Regions from separate parts of the Mus musculus genome. Here region 1 is linked to region 2. The links are chromatin loops, found by intact Hi-C in ENCODE. Cell type or tissue: left cerebral cortex. All regions are shown on one strand. Each heading gives the region's core, and the rest is flanking DNA. Links, peaks and the distances in the headings are about the cores only.

Region 1 (11,271 bases), core at 4,961-7,460, 420 kb after region 2:
TAAACATAGGAAATAAATCTTACTCAAAATTTATATTAAAGAAAACTTAACAAGCATATTTTGCTTTGTTTTGGCCCTTTGAAACAAAGTCTTACTTACTCTGTATCCCAAGGTCTATTGCAGCATACTATATATTTTGGTCCAGATTTGAACCTGTGTTGGTATTTCTGCTTTACACTTTCAACTGTAAGAATTATATCTGTGAAGGAATAGTTTTGAATAACAGTTATTTTCTCAATGTGCTAAAGATGAATCAACAAACAGAATAAAGATAATATCTTCTTCAATGAAGCATATTTAATGAAGACTAATATTCCCTACCAAATATTGTAAAAGTATTATTACTTGATAGGCTGAGGCAGAGGGATCACAGGCTGTAGTTTGGATCTATAGTGGTCAACATAGTGAGACCCTTTCCTAGAGCGGGTAAAAGAAGTAACAAAATTAGGAAAGGTATACAAATGTATATATGTATATATGTATATATGTATATATGTATATATGTATATATGTATATATGTATATATGTATATATGTATATATGTATATATGTATATGTGTGTATATGTGTATATGTGTGTATGTGTGTATGTATATATGTATATATGTATATGTGTATATGTGTATATGTGCATATATGTGTATATGTGTATATGTGTATATATGTATATGTGTATATGTGTATATATGTGTGTGTGTATTCACATATATGGTGATACATAGTGAACCATGTTGAGAAAGAAACTACATGGTTATCTAACATTTGTAAGTAAGGAAAGTTTGTGACAGGATACAATGAGGTTGTCTGAACATTTTAATCCCATGGAAAGCTCAGAGCTAGAATGTCCTTCACAGTTGTTCTGAATTGTCACTTGGGTTGAAAGATAGGATCTGAACATATCTACATCTACATCAATGGTACTTTGGGTACAGACTGTCTTAGATTAAAGGTCATACTATTGAGACATTTCAGTTTTATGGGGTAATTCTGAAGACATTTTTTTAGTTGTGGGCTGAGAGAAAGAATATTTTAGTCCTGTGTCTTAGTTAAAATTTTACTGCTATGAACAGACACCATGAACATGGAAGTCTTATAAAGGACAACATTTAATTGGAGCTGGCTTATATGTTTAGAGGTTCAGGCTATTGTCATCAAGGCAGAAACATGGCAGTGTCCAGACAGGCATGGTGCAGGAGCTGAGAGGTCTCCATCTTCATCTGAAGGCTGCTAGCAGAATACTGGCTTCCAGGCAGCTAGGGTGAGTGTCTTAAGCTCATGCCACAGTGACACAACTACTCCAATTATGCCACACCTCCTAATAGTGCCACTCCCTAGGTGATATATATATATATATATATATATATATATATATATATATATATATATATATATATGCAAACAATCACATCCTGTGTCACACAATACATACAAAAAGAAGGAAGGAAGGGAGGAAGGAAGGAAGGGAGGGAGGGAGGGAGGGAGGGAGGGAGGGAGGAAGGAAGGGAGGGAGGAAGGAAGGTAGGTATACCCCTCTTTCTCTAACTGCTTTACAACTCACATCAATGTTGTCTTCATTTCTTCTTGCCTTTGCCTCATGTCTCTTCCCATCATTCCACAAAAATGAGATACATTCTTTGTTATATATACAGGTGTATTTACTTTTAAAGACTAAAATCAGAATATTTTAGTCCTGTACAGAGTCATATCAATGTACTATAGCCTCCATTTTTTTATTATTTTTATTAGATATTTTCTTCATTTACATTTCAAATGCTATCTCAAAAGTCTCCTATAGCCTCCCCCTGCCCTGCTCCCCTACCCACTCACACCCACTTCTTGGCCTTGGCATTCCCCTATACTGGGGCATATAAAATTTGCAAGACCAAGGGGCCTCTCTTCCTAGTGATGGTCAACTAGGCCATCTTCTGCTACATATGCAGCTAGAGACATGAGCTCTGGGGATACTGATTAGTTCATATTGTTGTTCCACCTACAGGGTTGCAGACCCCTTCAGCTCCTTGGATACTTTCTCTAGCTCCTCCATTGGGGGCCCTGTGTTCCATCCTATAGATGACTGTGAGCATCCACTTCTGTATTTGCCAGGCACTCGCATAGCCTCACAAGAAACAGCTATATCAGGGTCCTTTCAGCAAAATCTTGCTGGCATATACAATTGTGTCTGGGTTTGCTGACTGATTATGGGATGGACCCCTGGGTGAGGCAGTCTCTGGATGGTCCATCCTTTCATCTTAGCTCCAAACTTTGTCTCTGCAGCTCCTTCCATGGGTATTTTATTCCCTAATCTAGGGAGAAATGAAGTACCCACACGTTGGTCTTCCTTCTCCTTGGTTTTCTTGTGTTTTGGAAATTGTATCTTGGGTATTCTAGGTTTCTGGGCTAATATCCACTTATCAGTGAGTGCATATCAAGTGACTTCTTTTGTGATTGAGTTACCTCACTCAGGATGATATCCTCCAGATACATCCCTTTGCCTAGGAATTTCATAAATTCATTGTTTTTAATAGCTGAGTGTAAATATACCACATTTTCTGTATCCATTCCTCTGTTGAGGGACATCTGGGTTCTTTCCAGCTTCTGGCTATTATAAATAGGGTATAGCCTCCATTCTAAGAACAGGTAGAAAGCACATGTGATCGCCTTTAGATATGCTTGTGGAGGTTAGAGGGGACATTTGCAAAAGTGATGGTTTGTTGATATCTGATTTCACTATGTGAATTTTGTGAATGGGCAAAGGAACAATGTGTGCTAAAGCCCTTGTAGGAGGTGGACCAGTGTCTGGGGTTATGGATGAGGTTGAGTAGAATAGGAATGGTACTACATTACATTAGAGAAAAGTGTTTCTACAAGTCACATGGGGCTTTATAGGAACTGGGCTTTAACTTAGAGAGAGTGAGAAAGCTTCTGATCAAGCAAGACAATTGATCTCACCTATATGTAGAAGCCAGAGAGATATCTCAATGAGTAAAGTGCTTGTTGTCAAAGCATGAGGTGCTCAGTTAAGATCTCCAGCACTCACAGAAGAGATGGGTCTGAGTGTAGAGCCACAGACCTGTGATCCGAGTGCATAGAGGCAGAGACACGTGGATTCCAGAGACTTGCTGACCAGCCATTCTAGCTAAAATAAAATGGCAAACTCTAGTTGCAGTGAGATATCCTGTCTTAATATTAGGTGAAGGGAAATTAAGAAAAGGCATCCTGACGTCAACCTCTGGCTTTCATGGGTGAGCACACACATACTAGACACACACACACACACACACACACAACATATACTAAAATTTAAAAAAAAGGAATGAATACTTCTCTTTTTCTAACTGCTTTAGAATCCACATCAATGTTGTCTTCATTCTTGCATCTATCTCATGTCTTTCCCCATCATTCCACAAAGATACATCCTTTGCTATACAGTTGTGTTTATTTTTCAAATGTTTTCAATTTAATGCAGGCTAAATTTTTTACACTAGATAGTAATACTTTCAATTCAAGTTGCAATAATTTATTTTTCATATTTCTGCACATGCGTTGTTTACACCACAGCCAAGTTGTATGACATGATCAGCATGGAAAATTTTCCTTTGTGCCCTTTCCAATTTATTTTTTATCCCTGGCTAATCATTTGGGTTTTAATACTTTTACTTTTATTTTTGAGCTTATTAACATATTTAGTCTTTGGCTTAATATAACCTCTTTCCTACTCACCATGACTCGTGATAATGCTTCTGTCAATATTGCATTTCTTTTAATTGTCTAATAGCCTTTCTCTACACGAATATACCACAGCTTATTTGGCTATTAACTTGTTACCATTTGAATCACTACAGTTCCTTGTGGACTGAACTGCCATCACCATTCCTAAAAGTGTTTTTCATGGGATTTGTGTTTTCATTTACCTTTGGAAAAGATCTAAGAGTAACATAATAGGTGTATATTAGATGCATGTATTTAGATATTCTTTGTATCCATTGCACATTCCACTAAGGAATATATGAGAATTTCAGTTGCCCATCCTATTTATCAATAGTATGCTTACAGTCAATTCAAGTGTTTAAATCTGAGTCTCATTGATCAGTATTTCCTTTCACTCGCACAATATTGTGTCAAAATCCTTTTGTCTTTATACTGTAGCTTTATTGTATTAAATTTACATATCATACATCTCTGTCTTGTTCTTCTTCATGATTATTCTAACTACTGTAGGTTCTTTACATTCCATACTATTTTTGAGACATATTTTAAGTATGATAAACAGCCTTATAAGGTTCTGAGTGAGCCTTGCAGTAACTTTATATACTAATTCGAGAAGAATAGATATTCTAGCATAATTGAGTCTTCTAATGTATGACAATAGAATGTTTGACTATCTATTTAGTTCTCATTTGTCTCAGCAAGATTTTATAATTTTAAATATATGTCTTGTATATAGCTTGTTAAATGTGTGTCTTCATTTTCTTCATGTTTTGATATTTTTTTCATTTATAATGGATTGATGGGGTATTTAGGTTTTCTGTACATCTATAAATTTTTACACATCTATCTTTTCTTTCTGTTACTGATGATTATACCTATTAATTTAATGGATTTATGGATCTCAAATTGCAAGACTATCCCATTTATAAATATATAATGTTATTTTTATTTACTAACTGAAGGTTTTTATTTAGTCTTTTTTTATGAATTAGCTAAAACTTCTAATCTGTTGTTAGATAGAACTCATCAGAATAGTTATATTTACCTCAGTTCCCATGTTAGAAAGACAGTATTAAGTTTCTCCTCAATAAATTTGATAATATTTAGTATTAGATTTTTTCATAGATTTCATTTTTCAGTTTAAGGAAGTTTTGTTTGGTTTCTAATTTGCTCAAAGTTCTGAACCAGTAAGTGCTGACTTACTTCCCATGTCCTTCCTGACCTTTTAGGGGTGGTTGTTAATTTTCTTCTTTGATTTTATTAACATTCCAAATTAATGATTTATCTCATATTAAGTAAACTTTTCATTTCTAGAATTAAATGACAACATTTTAATTATGGATTCTCCTTGCTTAGTATGGAATTGAGAACTATCCATGTTCTATGTTCTCGACACTATTGCTAAGTTGACTTATTTTCCTGTAAAGTCTTTGGTGTAGAGGTCAACCTGACCTAATGAAATTAATTGGACAGTGCTTGCTTCTCAACTCACTAGAAGACTAGACATATAAGATTTGCATTTTTCTTTAAATATTTGATAGGATATATCAGACAAGCCATCTGGATCTACAGTTCTCTGTGTAGGAAGTTTTTAGCTATGAATTTCATTTGTTTAACATACATAGGGATATTCAGTTACATTTATTTTTGAATCAGTAGGTAGTTTTATTGTTCAGAAGATTTTTTTTCATTTTATCAGGTGCATCAACTGGGTTTCTTTTCTAACATATTTTAATTTGTTCTCTAAAATTCATAATTAAAATAAAAATTAAATTATACCTCTATTTCATAATGGATCAGTTATATAAGGAAGTAAATTTAAACTTGCTAGAATGTAATTTTGTGCCAGATGAAAACAAAAGTTTCAATTTTTCTACAGCTTGACCTAAAAATTCCAACTGTAGAAATTTATTCTAGAAAAAAAATAATTGCTTGTTTATTTATAAAGACTTAAGAGTACTTATGGTATTTTTTTTAAAACAATGAGCATGGAAAAACACAGAAACTGATTAACAAAATGTTTGCCAAAAATAAAAAATAAAACATCAACCTTATTGAGTAGCATGTAAGAGAAAAGGTGTGATGATGCACGGTTTTATGGAGTTATATATTTTACATGTTGTTAACTGAGATAGGAAAGGTTGCACAACAGATTTTCATAGCGCTCTCTTTAAAGGACTCTGAGGATCCATAGTTAGAAATCCCTCTAAAATTACATGACAAGCTGGGCTTTAGCAATTTAAAAAAAAACACACACAGGAAGGAAAATTATTCCCAATTTATCCCCTTAGGTGCCAATTGACATTTCAGAATGAATAGGCATACTTAAAATGAGAACCTAAACGCAGACAAATGTTTTATAATGCACACATATTCTGCTCTCTCCAGCACCAAACAGATTTCTGATTTGCATTTTGTCAGTTCTTCCAGGTTGTGAGCATAGCTGTCTCCAGAAGCTTCCTCGGCTCTCCCTACTTGGAAGTGGTCCAGCTGGGACTCAGCACCACAACCGTAGGACAAGAAAAAGAGTGGCAAGAACCTTGCTGGAACACATGCAGATGCATATATATTTAGAAGAGGGAAAATCCAAGACCTTCTATAGAGTGTGATTCGAGTTGCGGGTAGAACTTCTCCACAGCATTCTGCAGGGTCACGGTCAGTGCCAGCTGTGAGACCCACTGTAACACAGATGGTTAATGTGTCAGGCTTCAAGAAAATGTTAAGGTCTACTTAAGGCTTTCACTGTGCTTGAGATGCAGGCATTAAAAAATATCACTGCACGTTTTCCAGGAGAATTATGGTGTCTCTGAGAGGATGGAACTTAATCCAGTTCTGAATAACTTAGAAGCATGGGAAGAGCCTAAGATAATGAACTGAGAAGATGAGGTTTTTGGAGTCTGACACAGTCCAGGCAACAGGCCTTGGGGCATTGTGGGAAAGCACCCTTCGATTAGGAAGTCCCCGATCAACAAGATTTCAGTTTCCCCACTAACAGACTTGGAAAAGTTCTGCAACTTAATTGGCCAAAAATGAAGAAAACTGAAACTTTTTTCCCTGATCTCCCCAGATAGCTTGCTGAGAGACCTCTCAGAACTTGGGTTAATTAAGAACACATACCTCGGTGACTTTAGTTCCTTTGGGAAGGAGAAAAGGAGCGGAGGGGAGGGAGGAGAAGGACAAATCCTCAAGTCGGTACATGTTCATTGCTAGACTTCTTCCAAAGCTCCGGTATAGATCCCCCACCCTTTTCGCCATGAGGAGAGGCCCCAGCATATCATACTGCTCAGCACTAGCCAGGAAGCAATTCATTTCTGCTAAATCTGTAGAATGTCAAAAGCAACATGAAACCCCTCTAAAGAGGTCAGTTCTTTGTAAAAATTCTGCCTCTGTGAAGGAGAAACTCGGGGAATTGGGGTGGAAAGTCTGGGACTTCGCTGTCTTATGGAAATTTTAAAAATAGAGGTGTAGACTAGGGGAGGGGCAGCAGGTTGGACAGTTCTTCACACAACCTCATACAGTATGCCCTTTTAGATCTGGGCTGCCCTAACAAAAATCAGAGGACTGCTCCCTGTTCTGCCTTTATCTATATTTTCCACTGTTAACTCAAAAACTATGAAAGAAAAGCAGACATTGATCCCTCCCAACCATTTGAGCCTTGAATTCTGAGAGTTTCCATTAGTAAAAGAGCCACAGAGAAATAGAAAGGGCAATTGAAGGAAGGGCAGGGAGGAAGGACAGTGTTGAAGTGAAAAAGGAGAGGAAACTAAGGTGAGTAGACTGAGGAAATAGCTGAACTAGTCCTGACCAAGATATATAATACTTAACCTCTATCATCAGCTGAAAAATTTCCACACTATTCCTGTGGATATATATATATATATATATATATATATATATATATATATATATATTTGTGGTATTATATATGTACACATGTATATATGTATATTTTCTTTACTCATTACTCTTAGCATGTAGCACTCTATCCACTACCTTTTGGAGATAATTATTTCTAACCACAAGTCAGTTGTTGATCTTTCTGAGTGTCCATTACATATGAGCTTGCTTGGTTGTTTTCTTTCTCTTTGCACTTATTTTCCTAGAAGTTTATTGACTTTTGTGAATGTGTAGACTGATGTTTTCTTTGTTTGTAACTAAATTTAGGAAGTTTGCAATAATTATCTGTGTCTGTATCCTCCTACTTTTCTGGTACTCTCATTATGTGTATGCTAGTATACTTAGGGATGTGTCATAATTTCCTGAGGCTGTTTTTTTTTCAAGTTTTAGTTTTTAGTTTTTGTTTTGTATATAGATGTATAACTTGTATATGACAGACTTTTTTCCTTTTTAATATTTTTATTAGGTATTTTCCTCATTTAAATTTCCAATGCTATCCCAAAAGTCCCCCATACCCTCCCCCCCACTCCCCTACCCACCCACTCCCACTTTTTGGCCCTGGCATTCCCCTGTACTGGAGCTTATAAAGTTTGCATGACCAATGGGTCTCTCTTTCCAGTGATGGCAGACTAGGCCATTTTTTGATACATATGCAGCTAGAGACACAAGCTCTGGGGTACTGGTTAGTTCATATTGTTGTTCCACCTATAGGGTTGCAGTTCCCTTTAGCTCCTTGGGTACTTTCTCTAGCTCCTCCATTGGGGGCCCTGTGATCCATCCAATAGCTGACTGTGAGCATCCACTTCTGTGTTTGCTAGGCCCCGGCATAGTCTCACAAGAGACAGCTATAACAGGGCCTTTCAGCAAAATCTTGCTAGTGTATGCAATGGTGTCAGTGTTTGGAGGCTGATTATGGGATGGATCCCTGGATATGGCAGTCTCTAGATGGTCCATCCTTTTGTCTCAGCTCCAAACATTGTCTCTGTAACTCCTTCCATGGGTGTTTTGTTCCCAATTCTAAGAAGGGGCAAAGTGTGAGGTAGCCCAATCACAAAAGAACTCAAATGATATGTTCTCATTGATAAGCGGATATTAGCCCAGAAACTTAGAATACCCAAGATATAACATACAATTTGCGAAACACATGAAACTCAAGAGGAACGAAGACCAAAGTATATGACAGTCTTAAACACAGATTTGAAGATGTTCTTGTTTTCATAGAATGTATATTTTAATGTCATAAATGAAAAATAAGATAAAATTTCTTTTTAAAAGAGATTTATTTATTTGTTTGTTTGTTTATTATATGTAAGTACACTGTAGCTGTCTTCAGACACCCCAGAAGAGGACATCATATTTCATTATAGATGGTTGTGAGCCACTATGTGGTTGCTGGGATTTGAACTCAGAACCTTTGGAAGAGCAGTCAGTGCTCTTAACTCCTGCCATCTCTCCAACCCCTAAAATTAAATTTCTTAGTAATCATGTCTATATCATACAATTGGGGAACAAATTATTATGCAATCCATTAATTTTCTGGCATGTGGTTTAGTGCATATATTTTCTCTGAATATAAATTCCATACATCAGGGATTATTCCACTTGTCCCCTTCATAGTTATACAGTTTAATATTAAGGAGGGGAATAAGCAATTAGATATGTAATATCAGGTAGTAAGTGCTATGAAGAAAACTAGAGTTCACTAATGAGCATGCTTCCTTGTTTGGGGAACAGTGACTGTAAAGGGGTATTTGAGAAAATGACAGTTAAGACCACAGAAGTGAGGAACAGAGAGATCCAGGTATCAGAATGGGCTCTTATCCATGTCAGCTATTATCCATCATTATTTCTAAGCTCTTGAGGATAAACACAGTTAGAAAAGAATGAATCTGTTTTGGAAAATTACCCCCATCCTCGGGTTTTCATGTGGAGATACTGATGTTCTGTGATGTTTTAAAATCTGTGGACAGCAAGAATGCTGGCCCTAGAAACTGTCCTGACCTTTGCTCTGTTGGCCTTTGGATGGCTTTGTGTGACACTGCTTATGCAAAGTTCTATGGTTTAACTTTTCTTTGGAATGCCTTTATATCTTATGGTGCAGTTAACGTAGGAGGAAGAAGGGCAACTCCATGACCAGAAGGATCTGTTTGATGCAGACCTACAACTTGGAAGCAAAAGTCAAACACAAATGATGGACAATCTCTCTAGTGCAACTGAATTCTGCCTTCTGGGTTTCCCTGGATCCCAAGAGCTACACTACATCCTTTTTGCCATATTCTTTTTCTTCTATTCAGTGACACTGCTGGGAAACATGGTCATCATCATTATTGTCTGTGTTGATAAACGTCTACAGTCCCCCATGTACTTCTTCCTGGGCAACCTCTCACTCCTGGAAATCCTGGTTACAACTACAATTGTTCCCTTGATGCTTTGGGGGCTTCTGCTCCCTGGAAAGCAGACAATATCTCTGAATGGATGCATTGCCCAACTCTTCCTTTACCTCGCTCTAGGGACCACAGAGTTTGCAGTGCTTGGAGCAATGGCTGTGGACCGTTATGTGGCTGTCTGTAATCCTTTGAGGTATAGCGTCATCATGAACAGCCGCACTTGCATCTGGGTGGTCATGGTGTCCTGGATGTTTGGGTTCCTTTCTGAAATCTGGCCAGTCTATGCCACATTCCAGTTTACTTTCTGCAAATCAAATCTCTTAGATCATTTTTACTGCGACCGGGGCCAATTGCTCAAATTATCTTGTAATGAAACCTTTCTCACAGAGTTCATTCTTTTCATAATGGCTATTTTCATTATTGTTGGATCCTTGATCCCTACAATTGTCTCCTACACCTATATCATCTCCACCATCCTCAAGATCCCCTCAGCTTCTGGCCGGAAGAAAGCCTTCTCCACCTGTGCCTCCCATTTCACTTTTGTTGTGATTGGCTACGGCACCTGCTTGTTCCTCTATGTGAAACCTAAGCAAACACAGGCAGCAGAGTACAACAGAGTGGCCTCCCTGCTGGTTTCTGTGGTCACGCCTTTTCTGAACCCCTTCATCTTCACACTTCGAAATGATAAAGTCAAAGAGGCCCTTAGAGATGGAGTGAAGCGTTGCTGTCTGCTCCTCAGGGATTAGCTCTTCTCTCAGTCACTCTTAGGTGACGGGACCTAGAAAATCTCAATTTCCCTAGTCCATTAGAGTTGTAGTAAACTCTGAATCCTGGGCACAAATTACAACCATGTCATGGAAGATATACTTCCAAGTTCCTCCCCAAGGTACTTTATTTATTTATTTATTTATTTATTTATTTTTTGGTTTTTCAAGACAGGGTTTCTCTGTGTAGTCCTGGCTGTCCTGGAACTCACTTTGTAGATCAGGCTGGCCTGGAACTCAGAAATCAGCCTGCCTCTGCCTCCCAAGTGCTGGGATTAAAGGCATGCCCCAAGGTACTTTAAATGAATCTCTTCTTATGATAACTAGAACCTTACAGACTTCATTCTTTACACTAGTGAGCACAAGGAAGAATGTTCTTGAAAGCGCTGGATGAATCAGAGCAAGAAAACACAGTTTCCTTAGCATCTTATTAGACACATTACTCTGAAGATGTATTTCCTAGAGAAGAGGAGTAATGGCAAAAATGTTGACGTATAAGAGGTACCATTGAGAG
Region 2 (11,271 bases), core at 5,377-7,876:
CAAATCACCACATGATATTTGAAAAATACATTTTGCTTATTCTTAGAGAGTGTTATGAATGTATACAATGTTTTTGATCATGCCCATCCTCCCCAACTCTTTCTAGATGCCTCCAACAAATTTCTCACCCAACATCATGTCCTTTTTTAAAATCACTCACAGAGTCTAACTAGTGCTATGTGAAATTGAATGCTGTAGGGTCATCTTCTGTAGCATGGACAACCTATCAGGGGCCATACAACCAAAGAAAACTGACTTTCCACTCCCTAGCAGCTATCTTCCATCAATATTTCCTCACTTGGGGGTTAGGCATTGTGAGCTCCCCTCTCATACATATATGCTGGAATTTTAAGTGAACTACTCTTTGGCACATACCACAGATTCCATGAAAATTTAAGGGCCATGATGCTAACTTGACTAGAAGATACTGTTTCCCAGCATGCCTTTCCAGCCGCTGACTCTTAGAATCTTCCCATTCCCCTCTTCCAAGATGTTTTCTGAGCTTATGTGATATAGTCACCTCATCTAAGGCAGAACATGTGAGAGGGTCCTTTAAGAAGTGATTGTCTTGCTAAACACATGAAACTCAAGGAGAATGAAGACTGAAGTGTGGACACTATGCCCCTCCTTAGATTTGGGAACAAAACACCCATGGAAGGAGTTACAGAGACGGAGTTTGGAGCTGAGATGAAAGGATGGACCATGTAGAGACTGCCATAGCCAGGGATCCACCCCATAATCAGCATCCAAACGCTGACACCATTGCATACACTAGCAAGATTTTATTGAAAGGAAGCAGATGTAGCTGTCTCTTGTGAGACTATGCCGGGGCCCAGCAAACACAGAAGTGGATGCTCACAGTCAGCTAATGGATGGATCATAGGGCTCCCAATGGAGGAGCTAGAGAAAGTAGCCAAGGAGCTAAAGGGTTCTGCAACCCTATAGGTGGAACAACATTATGAGCTAACCAGTACCCCGGAGCTCTTGACTCTAGCTGCATATATATCAAAAGATGGCCTAGTCGGCCATCACTGGAAAGAGAGGCCCATTGGACTTGCAAACTTTATATGCCCCAGTACAGGGGAATACCAGGGCCAAAAAGGGGGAGTGGGTGGGCAGGGGAGTGGGGGTGGGTGGATATGGGGGACTTTTGGTATAGCATTGGAAATGTAAATGAGTTAAATACCTAATAAAAAATGGAAAAAAAAAAAAAGAAGTGATTGTCATAGGAGTTCTGCCTTCACAAGTAGATTAACATTACTTCAGCAGTGTGTTTATTATAGAAGTGAGCTAAGTAATTTTTTTATTAGATATATTTTTTTATTTACATTTCAAATGTTATTTCCTTTCCTGATTTCACATTTGAAAACCCCCTATCCCCTCCTGCCCTCCTGCTCACCAATCCATCCACTTTCATTTCCTGGACCTGGCATTCCCCTATATTGGGGCATAGAACCTTCACAGCACCAAGGGCCTCTTCTCCCATTGATGACTGACTAGGCCATTCTCTGCTACATATATATCTGGAGCCATGAGTCCCACCATGTCTACTCTTTGGTTGGTGGTTTAGCCCCTTGGAGCTCTGGGAGTACTGGTTAGTTCATATTGTTGTTCATCCTATGGGGAAACCCCTTCAGCTCCTTGGGTCCTTTATTAGGGGCCCTGTGTTCCATCCAATAGATGACTCTGAGCATCCACTTCTGTATTAGTCAGGCACTGGCAGAGCCTCTCAGGACACAGCTATATCAGGCTCCTGTCAGCAGGCTCTTGTTGGCATCCACAATAGATGGATTTGGTGATTGTATGTGGGATGGATCCCCGGGTGGGGCAGTCTTTCCATGATCATTCCTTCAGTCTCTGCTCCACTCTTTGTCTCTGTAAATTTTCTGTCCATGGGTATTTTGTTCCCCCTTCTAAGAGAGATCAAAGTATCTAAACTTTGGTCTTCTTTTGTCTTGAGTCCCATGTGGTTTTTGAATTGTATCTTAGGTATTCCAAACTTCTGGACTAATATCCACTTATAAGTGAGTGCATATCATGTGAGTTCTTTTGTGATTGGGTTACCTCACTCAGGATGATATCCTCCAGATCCATTCATTTGCCTAAGAATTTCATTAATTCAATGTTGTTAATAGCTGAGTAGTACTCCAATGTGTAAATGTACCACATTTTCTGTATCCATTCCTCTGTTGAGGAACATTTGGGTTCTTTCCAGCTTCTGGCTACTATAAATAAGGCGCCTATGAACATAATGGAGCATGTGTTCTTATTACATGTTGGAGCATATTCTGGGTATATGCCCAGGAGTGGTATTGCTGGGTCCTCAGGTAGTACTATGTTCAATTTTCAGCTCAGTCATTTCTTGCTCATTGTTTTTTTTTTTTTCCACCTTCTTCTATAGAAGGATGCAGTAAGATGGTCTTTGCCAGATTAAAAATACCTAGCCTTATAGTTCTCAGATTCCAGATCTTTAAGAAATAAATTTTGAATTTTAATAAATTGCCCTATTTTTGGCATTCTATTATGATAGCATATAATAGACCGAGATAGGAGAATCTGTACTTCAGTGAAGATCCTACAGTGAACCATGGCCATTAGGTTGAAAAATTTTGTCAGGATTGGAAGAATATTTAGTTAGGGAAAATACTTTTCTCTCCACCAGCACATAGAGATAGAAAATGTTTTGTCAACTTGGAGAGGCAAGAACGAAAGGAGGAGAAAGGGAGGAGATCTATGATAAGAAGACCTGTGTCCTGGTCCTCTCCTTAATGTTTCACGGGAGTGTCAAAGGCAGGCAGAGCTGCAAAACAGAATTTGAATCCACCTCTTATAAGAGCTGCTAGACTCTCATGACATTCACAGCAAGAGTTAGAAATCCACTGAAGAAATTGGTGGATTTCCAAAGAGAGTGAGTAGTTATATCTGGGAGATTTAATAAGTAGTTCTGATAAAAGGTCAACCATTCAGTTAAGGTCAATGTAAAGCCATGGGTTAAATTCCATTCCTCTCTCCCATGCCATCTGAGTGTGACACCCGAGGAGCATGGATTTTATCCCAGAGAGAACAGGAAGGATAAATCCTGGCAAAATTCAGTAAGGACATGCACAATACAGATTGCACGACCAAGCAAACATTAAAATATAATTTCCTTATGGGGTCATGTCAACTCACATAAGGGGAATTAACCTGACAGGAGGTCAGCCTAATGGGCTTAATACCCCCTTTGTTATCCACAGTGATATATTGATCAGTGTTTATATTTTATGATTAAACATATTAACAGTTCAGTTTATTTTCATATTTGTCTAAATTTTATCTTCTACCTTTCTATTACTTAGTTGTAGCTAAGACCCTGGCTGGCTGGATTGGCTGGGCATAGGCTCTGAAACATTCATCTTTTCCTCTTCAAGTCCCAGCTGGTGTAGGAGACAGGAGACAGTGTCTCTTTATTTCACTGGCTGCTCTTTCCCTCTAGCTTTCCTGGGATTGCTGCTTTCTTGGTCATCACCATCTGGTCATCCAACCTTTCTTAATGTCAGGCATCCCTGTGTTGACTGTCATGCGATGATAGCTTGTTTTCGAGTTCTTCTGGTGTCTTTGGAGCAGACCTCGGTTTGCTGACTATAACTGTAATTTTTGTGTAAGTAGATTTACCTTATAGAGCATTTAGCTTTAGTCCTTGGCTGCTTTCTTTTGACCTGTCTTCCTCAGGTCTGTCTATGCATTGGAATTGCCTGAATTTCCCAAAGAACTCATGAAAAACATCCATGTCACCATCCAATCTTAATGGATTCTGAATATTTATTCTGGAGAATAAATGAATGCTGGCCTTTTAAATTCTATTTTGTTTTAGTAGGGAATTGGAGATGATGGAGATATGTTAGGACTCATCATTCATTAAGGGTCTCTACTTTTGATTTTATCACATGGCCTATAGGAACAATGATAACAGGAACAATGGCACCCAGTACACTCTTTTTGTTTGTAGCAATGACTCAGTGAATTTTTGGAGAAGACTAAGAAAGATGTATTCTTCTATCAGGTATAAGGAAATACAATTAAGTGGCAGAGGTATAGGAAATAATTATAATATTTTACAAAACAAAGTTTTTGGTTTGTGGAATTACATCCACAATACAGTGTTAGAAAGAAGTGTAATTCCTAGACATATATTTCTATAAAAAGTAGAGAAAGAAAAGTAGACTCTAGAGGGGCATATGTTCCACTTTGTTCATTAATGAATATTTTTATGTGCATATTTGACAAAAGACATAATGAAAGAAAATAGTATAGCAGCCATTATGAAACAAACTACTACAGAAACAAAGACAAGAGACAAAAAAATGTGCAATCCAAATCTAGTGAGTGGAGAAGACTATTGAAATGTGAATAGATTTTTATCTTTATTGTTTATAAACTAAGCAGTTATGTGTCTAACTGAAATATCTTCCTGAAGCATGAAATTCATCACAGATAGCAAGTTGTGGAAATGCCTATTGAATGTAGTGGAAATTGTGTGCTCTATAAAGTTATTAATACGAGCAAATATGCATATGACCAGAAACACTGTTGTTAACATGCTAAATGACATTGCGGGAAGTCATGTTATTTAAATATGGCTAAGAAATTGAAAGATAAATTATGTAAAATGTTTGTTTTTTCATACTGTCCACGAGCATACTTAAAACACATTAATATAATAATTAGCTTTATTTCTTCACCATGGGTTGCAAATTTTTATGACTGGAAATATTTTGGACAGTGTGCTCATGACAGACACAACATTGGGAAGTACTTTAGTGGAAACTTTTGAACAGGTGAATATAAATTTGCGTGCCTTTATGATTTCTGGGATGTATGGAGTTAATACTGGACTTGTAATGAAGCGGGAGTTTTATGTGACAAGTTATATAAGGACACAGGCATTGCATATGCTCATTTGCATTATTCAACAGGCATTGCTTTTTGCTACAAGTTAAAAATGGAAGATGCCACAGACTTTGCTCACCACTTGCTCTCAGTCTCCTGTCCAAACTGAAGACACAGAGTTGGCAGTTAGATACATAGTACATGGTCCAGTCAGTTCACATAAGGCAGGAGGCTCTGTCACAGCAGAACAGAGGGACTGTTGTTGGTCTGCTGAGAGAAGTAATCTTACATCATCTGAGGGAGAAAATGTGCTTATGCTTAGCAGTAAAGATTTTTATCATACAATTGGTCTTTTGAGAGGGAAAACCCTGTGAATGTTTCCCTGAAAGTCAACCACAGTGGTTATAACACACTATGTGGAGATGCATCTGGCATTTTGTTTCTTTGTCCTTTTCTGCGTATGAGTTATTAGGAATGCTATTGAGGGCATGATAAAACCTGTGATAGTCTGAAAATAACTTCTCCAAAAGATTTATTGAGTTCAGATTTGTGGAGGCATTCTCGGTTGATCCCTGGTGTAATAGATGATGGGAAAATTAACGCAGTGATGACTGAAGGCTAAAGTCCTGCAAATGTTTTAACAAGTGTGGAAAGATTCACTTTGGAAAGTTGTGATGGTTAATGCTGATCATTCAATTGACAAGATCTAGAATTTTTGGAAGCAAACATTTAGGCATGCTTGTAAGGGAGTTTCTAGATTGGATTAATTGAGGTGTGAAGACTCACATTAACTGTAGGAAGTTCTATTCGATAGGGGGAGGTTTTAGAATGAACAAAGAAGTGAAAGACAGATGAGTACCAACATTTGCTCTTTCTGCTTCTGACTGTGCATCTACTGTGACCAGTCTCCCATGTCCCTACTGTCTTTCCTGCTTTTGTGGACTGTATTTCCCTCATATCAAGGATGAAATAAAGCTTTCCTTTCTTAAGTTGGATTTCTCAGGTATTTTTCCACAATGGGAGAGGTTGTGCTTTGTCCTGTAGTGACTTGATGTGTCATGGTGGGTTGGTACCTCCCTCTTCTCAGAGATGAAGAGAGAGATGGAGGAGGGGCCATGAGAAGGGGAACTGGAAGGAGCTGGGGTGTTGTGATTGGGATGTAAAGTGAATAAATAAGTTAATCAATGGAGAAATATTTCTTTTTAAATAATGTTTTAAATCACTCATCTGAAACATGTTTACATACCACATATTTTTGATTGTATTTAACTTGCAGTCTCCAACTCCCTTGGGCCCATCTAACATTATTTCTTCCCAAATTCAGATTTGTTTGTTTATTTTCCTTTGAGACTGGTTAGTGCTGACAATATGTGCATAGGTTTGGGGCTAGCCACTCGAGCATGGACAATGTATCAGTGGCCATAATCTAAAAGAAAAAGTAGCCCCCTACCCCCTGCAGCAGTAACTCCTCAGCTAGGAGTGAGGCTAGGTAGCCTCTCTAAATAAATGCTTAAAATTAAGGCCCAATAATTAGCTTTGTGAATAGTTCTTTTTCTTTGTTAAAATACATAGAGCTAGATATTGGCCTTGGTGAATAGTTTGTAACCAAGACTGAATTCTGAGTTTATGTTGCAATGCATTGATGGCATCGATGGAAATTAAAAAAAAATTCAGATTCAAAAACAAAAGGCAATTAACTATGAGAGAAATGTTAAAAGCCAAATATTTCCACTTTTAGTGTTCTATATATACTGAAATTATGACCATTGTTGTATGTACATACTTACATGGTCTTTGGCAAGCTGAAGTGGTTATTTTCCAGGTAGCTAGTTTGAATTTTCCTATATCACCCATAGATCTCCATGTCTTTGTTTTCTGCAGATTCAGAAGTCTTAAGTGACCTCGTCAATGCAAGTCTGGCACCTTCAAGGAGTTATGTAAATACTTAGCACTTTTCACCACGAGATGGAGCTGATGAATGAAGCTTTCTGTAAGTGGAGCAATTCCTTAGTTCATCCACTGGTGAGCAATCACGGTCTTTCTAAGTGAGAGCCTCTTGAGGGAAACCTCTATTTTAGGCAGTTGGCTAGGAGTTTTATCAATCTACCTTTTAGGGAGAGTTTTTTTTTTATTAGATATTTTCTTCATTTACATTTCAAATGCTATCCCCAAAGCCCCCTATATCCTTCCTCCATCCTGCTCCCCAACCCACTCACTCCTGCTTCCTGGCCCTGGCATTCCCCTGTACTGGGGCATATGATCTTCACAATACCAAGGGCCTCTCCTCCCATTGATGGCTGACTAAGCCATCCTCTGCTACATATGCAACTAGAGACACAGCTCTGGGGGATACTGGTTAGTTCATATCGTTGTTCCTCCTATAGGGTTGCAGACCCCTTTAGCTCCTTGGGTACTCTCTCTAGCTCCTACATTAGGGGCCCTGTGTTCCATCTAATAGATGACTGTGAGCATCCACTTCTGTATTTGCCAGGCATTGGCATAGACTCACAAGAGAGAGCTATGTCAGGGTTTAGGGAGAGTTCTTAAATTTTGTTATCATGGTCAGGATTATATATTTTCATCAAGTATCATCTTTTTTAATTATTATTTTATTTGTTTACATTTCAAATGTCCTCCTTCCTGGCTTCCCCTCTGCAACCTCCCATTGCATCCCTCCTCTCTTTTGCCTCTAGGAGGGTGCTCCCCCATCCACCAACCAATTCCCACCTCACCAGTCTAGCATTCCCTTACACTTGGGTATCAAGCCTCCATGGGACTAAGGGCCTCCCCTCCCACCTATGCCAGATAAGGCAATCCTCTGCTGCATATGTAGTTGGAGTCATGGGTCCCTCCATGTGTACTCTTTGATTGGTGGTTTAGTCTCTGGGAGCTTTGGGTGGTCTAGTTAGTTGATGTTCTTCCTATGGGGTTGCAATCCCCTTCAGCTCCTTCAGTCCGTCCCTAAACTCCATTGGGGTCCTTAGGCTCAGTCCCAAGGTTGGATGTGAGTATCTGCATCTGTATTGGTCAAGTGCTGGCAGAACCTTTCAGGGACAGCTATATCAGGCTCCTGCCAGCAAGTACTTCTTGGTATCAGCAATAGTGACTGCATATGGATTGATCCCTAGATGGGGTGGTCTCTGGATGGCCTTTCCTTCAGTCTCTGCTCCATTTTTTGTCCCTGTTTTTCCTTTAGATAGAAACAGTTATGGGTTAAAATTTTTGAGATGGGTGGGTAGTCCCATCCCTTTACTTCCTATCTACTGGAGATGGCCTCTAGGTTCTATCTCCCCTTTGTTGGATATTTTGGCTAATGCCATCTACGTTGGGTCCCGGGAATCTCTTGCTTCTCTGGCATTTGGGACTTTCTAGTGGCTACCCCTAGTTCCCCATCCTCCACTGATACTTTCTAGTGGCTACCCCTAGTTCCCCATCCTCCACTGATACCTATTTTTGTTCAATTTTCTGACCCTCTGGACGGCTCTCCTATCTCTTCCCGTACCTTATCCTGCCCTGATTTTCCTCTCCCCCCCCCTCTCTCCCGCACAGGTTCCTCCCTCCCTCTACCTTCTTTGATTATTTCGTTCCTCCTTCTAAGTAGGATTGAAGCATCCACACTTTGGTATTCCTTCTTAAGCTTCATATGGTCTGCGAGTTGTATCGTGGGTATTCTGAGCTTTTGGGCTAATAGACACTTATCAGTGAGTATAAACCATGTGTGTTCTTTTGTGACTGGGTTACCTTACCCAAGATGATATTTTCTAGTCCATTCATTTGCCTGTGAATTTCATGAAATCATTGTTTTTAATAGCTGAATAGTACTCCACTGTGTAAATGTACCACATTTCTTGCATCTATTCTTCTATTGAGGGACATCTGGGTTGTTTCCAGCTTCTGGCTATTTTAAATAAGGCTGCTGTGAACACAGTGGGGCATGTGTCCTTGTTATACATTGGAGCATGTTTTGGGTACATGTCCAGGAGTGGTATAATTGAGTCTTCAGGTAGAACTACTTCCAATTTTCTGAGGAACTTCCAGCTTGATTTCCAGAATGACTATAGTAGCCTGCAATCTCACCAGTAGTGGAGGAGTATTCCTCTTTCTCCACATCCTCACCATCATTTGCTGTCACCTGAATTTCTCATCTTAGCTGTTCTGATTAGTGTGAGGTGGAATCTCAGGGTTGTTTTGATTTCCATTTCTCTGATGACTAAGGATATTGAACATTTCTTTAGGTGATTCTTTGCTATTTGAGATTCCTCAGTTGATAATTCTTTATTTAGCTTTGTACCCCATTTTTAATAGAGTTATTTGTTTCTCTGGAGTCTAACTTATTGAGTTTTTTGTATATATTGGATATTAGTTATTTATTGGATGTAGGGTTGGTAAAGTTTTTTTCCCCAATCTGTATATTGCTGTTTGTCCTATTGACACTGTCCTTTACCTTACAGAAGCTTTTCAGTTATGTGAAATCCCATTTCTCAATAGTTGATCTTAGAGCCAGAGGCATTCCAATACTTTTCAGGCCTTCAAAGTATTATCTTTTAAAACAGAATAGTTATATTTATTTTTGAACAGTAATAACATCTCCAATTTCATAAGTGTAATACTTTCAAGCAAGTACAATTTTTATTTCTAGAGAAAATAGGAAACACAACAATAGAATAGTTGTCTCTGAACAGGTATAGCACTAGAGCCTTCTGTATAGGGTGAAAAAACTAAGAAGAGAATCACCTAAGTTCATAACCCATTGAAATAATTTTTGTATGTCAATGGGTAAGTTTTGACTGGGGTTTTCATATTTGTCTTTGGTCTATTAAAATTCTCTGCTGCTTCTTTACCAATGGCTAGTTACTTGCCTTTTAGGCTCCTTTTATTTATCCAGGAATTAGTTACATATTTCATTCAGGTAGTTATCTGTACTTAGGTAGAGTTGTACACAATGACTATTATTTTTCCACAAAGTTCAAGTCTCCTTCATAACATGAAAAGGCAGTGAATAACCATTATTTTGATGGAAATAAATAGTAAATGAGATGTAACTATTTTCCAAAAAAGAACCATTTACTTTTTGTGAATATGGGGACAGGGTGGGAGGGAGAGGAACTAGGGACTTTGGGAAGAAGACATGTTAGGTAAACAAGAGATAAGTAATTACAGTTGGCAACTCATGTCAATCAAAGTATTGATTTTTCTACAACTGTGTAGCAGCTATGTAATGGGAGAAGGAATAGTGTTCATAAATGATGATGGAAAAAATAAAATATCTATGTCAAGTCTTTTTTTCATGAAAAGTTAACAGAAACAGATTGAAGACTGAGATATAAGAAGAAATAGGCATACATCTTGGAGATGAAACCTAAAACACAAATAATTAAAGAAAAATAAGTTAAACTCTATTTAAATTTTTTTTTTTATGTTCCAAAGGGCATGAAATGAAAGGATAGTCCACAAAATGGAAGAAAATATTTGCAAACCATTTATATAATAAGTTATTATATAAATATATTATGTTAAAGGTCATACTAATGAATAATAAGAAAAACTCAATTAAAAATGAGCAAAGAATTTGGATATTTTTCCAAAAAGATGGAGAAATAGTAAGAAAACAATATAGAAATGTCTCCCTAGCCATTGGGAAATGTACATTAAAACACACACAAAAGGTGCTGTTTTCTAGGCACTGCTATTACCTTAGGGTGGTAAAATGACAAGGTGATGCCAAGTGTTGGTGGCAATATTTAGAAATGGGAATTGTTATCCACTGCTGGTGGAAGTTAGTGATGCAACCACTTTGTCAAAGAACATAGTAGTTTCTGACAAAAAAAAAATGAAGAAAAATAGGGTGAAGTGTTAGAGGAAGAAAGATACAGGTTCTTTTGTCTAGATTAAATGGATGCATCATAATAGTTTCTGGTGTTGGCATTATAAAATCTCATACTGGTGAAGAAAAAGCAACACTTGGTATTTACTCAAGTAAAGACTGGATAAAGCACATTAGCTGCCTCCTTCTCTCTTGCCTTCTGAGCATGCCCTTTCTCTGGTATATGCACCAGAGTGTGTCCTTCCTACCCCAGTTCTATTTATTTCTATGAAAGATGCTTTGAATGGAAATTTTGTTTCTCCATGTTTTCCTGAAAGCTAACAGGGAAATCTCCACTGTCCAAGAGGGGATGAATGCAACAGTTTGCTAATTATGGATCTTGAACATGTACTGAGTTTTCTGAGTGGAAATCATAGTTGGTAGGTAGACATGTAACTAAAGAAATGATCCTACAGTTGTCACTCACCACCAAAACAAGAAGATTCTTCAAAAGGGTTTTGTGATAAGAGGAGAGCAACATGCTAACTAGTGGGACTTTCCCGCTCAATCTTTATCTCTAGTCGATCCTTTTTTTTTCT

What was found. Hi-C counts contacts between places; a loop is a spot of excess contacts. Peaks named below come from ENCODE experiments on the same cell type or tissue, not always from the same donor. Only the 100,000 strongest peaks of a DNase experiment are listed, where the experiment ranks them.
Region 1: it touches region 2 in a loop (4-fold over the local background); 15 of 42 quality-filtered maps call a loop at or near these places.

The regions. Positions count from the first base shown.
Region 1 is chr6:41,770,821-41,782,091 of GRCm38, reverse strand. Olfr459 (olfactory receptor 459) reads left to right here and starts at 9,795. Exons shown (of 1, transcript NM_146576.1): 1 at 9,795-10,739. The coding sequence starts at 9,795. The coding sequence ends at 10,739. In left cerebral cortex, for the core only: no CTCF peak of the experiment used is centred there; DNase peaks (open chromatin) are centred at 5,229 and 6,173; H3K27ac peaks cover 1,393 bases.
Region 2 is chr6:42,193,495-42,204,765 of GRCm38, reverse strand. No RefSeq gene overlaps it. Among named protein-coding and RNA genes, the nearest start is that of Tas2r144, 16 kb to the left of the region's middle. In left cerebral cortex, for the core only: a CTCF peak has its summit at 6,848 (motif pointing right); a DNase peak (open chromatin) is centred at 6,857.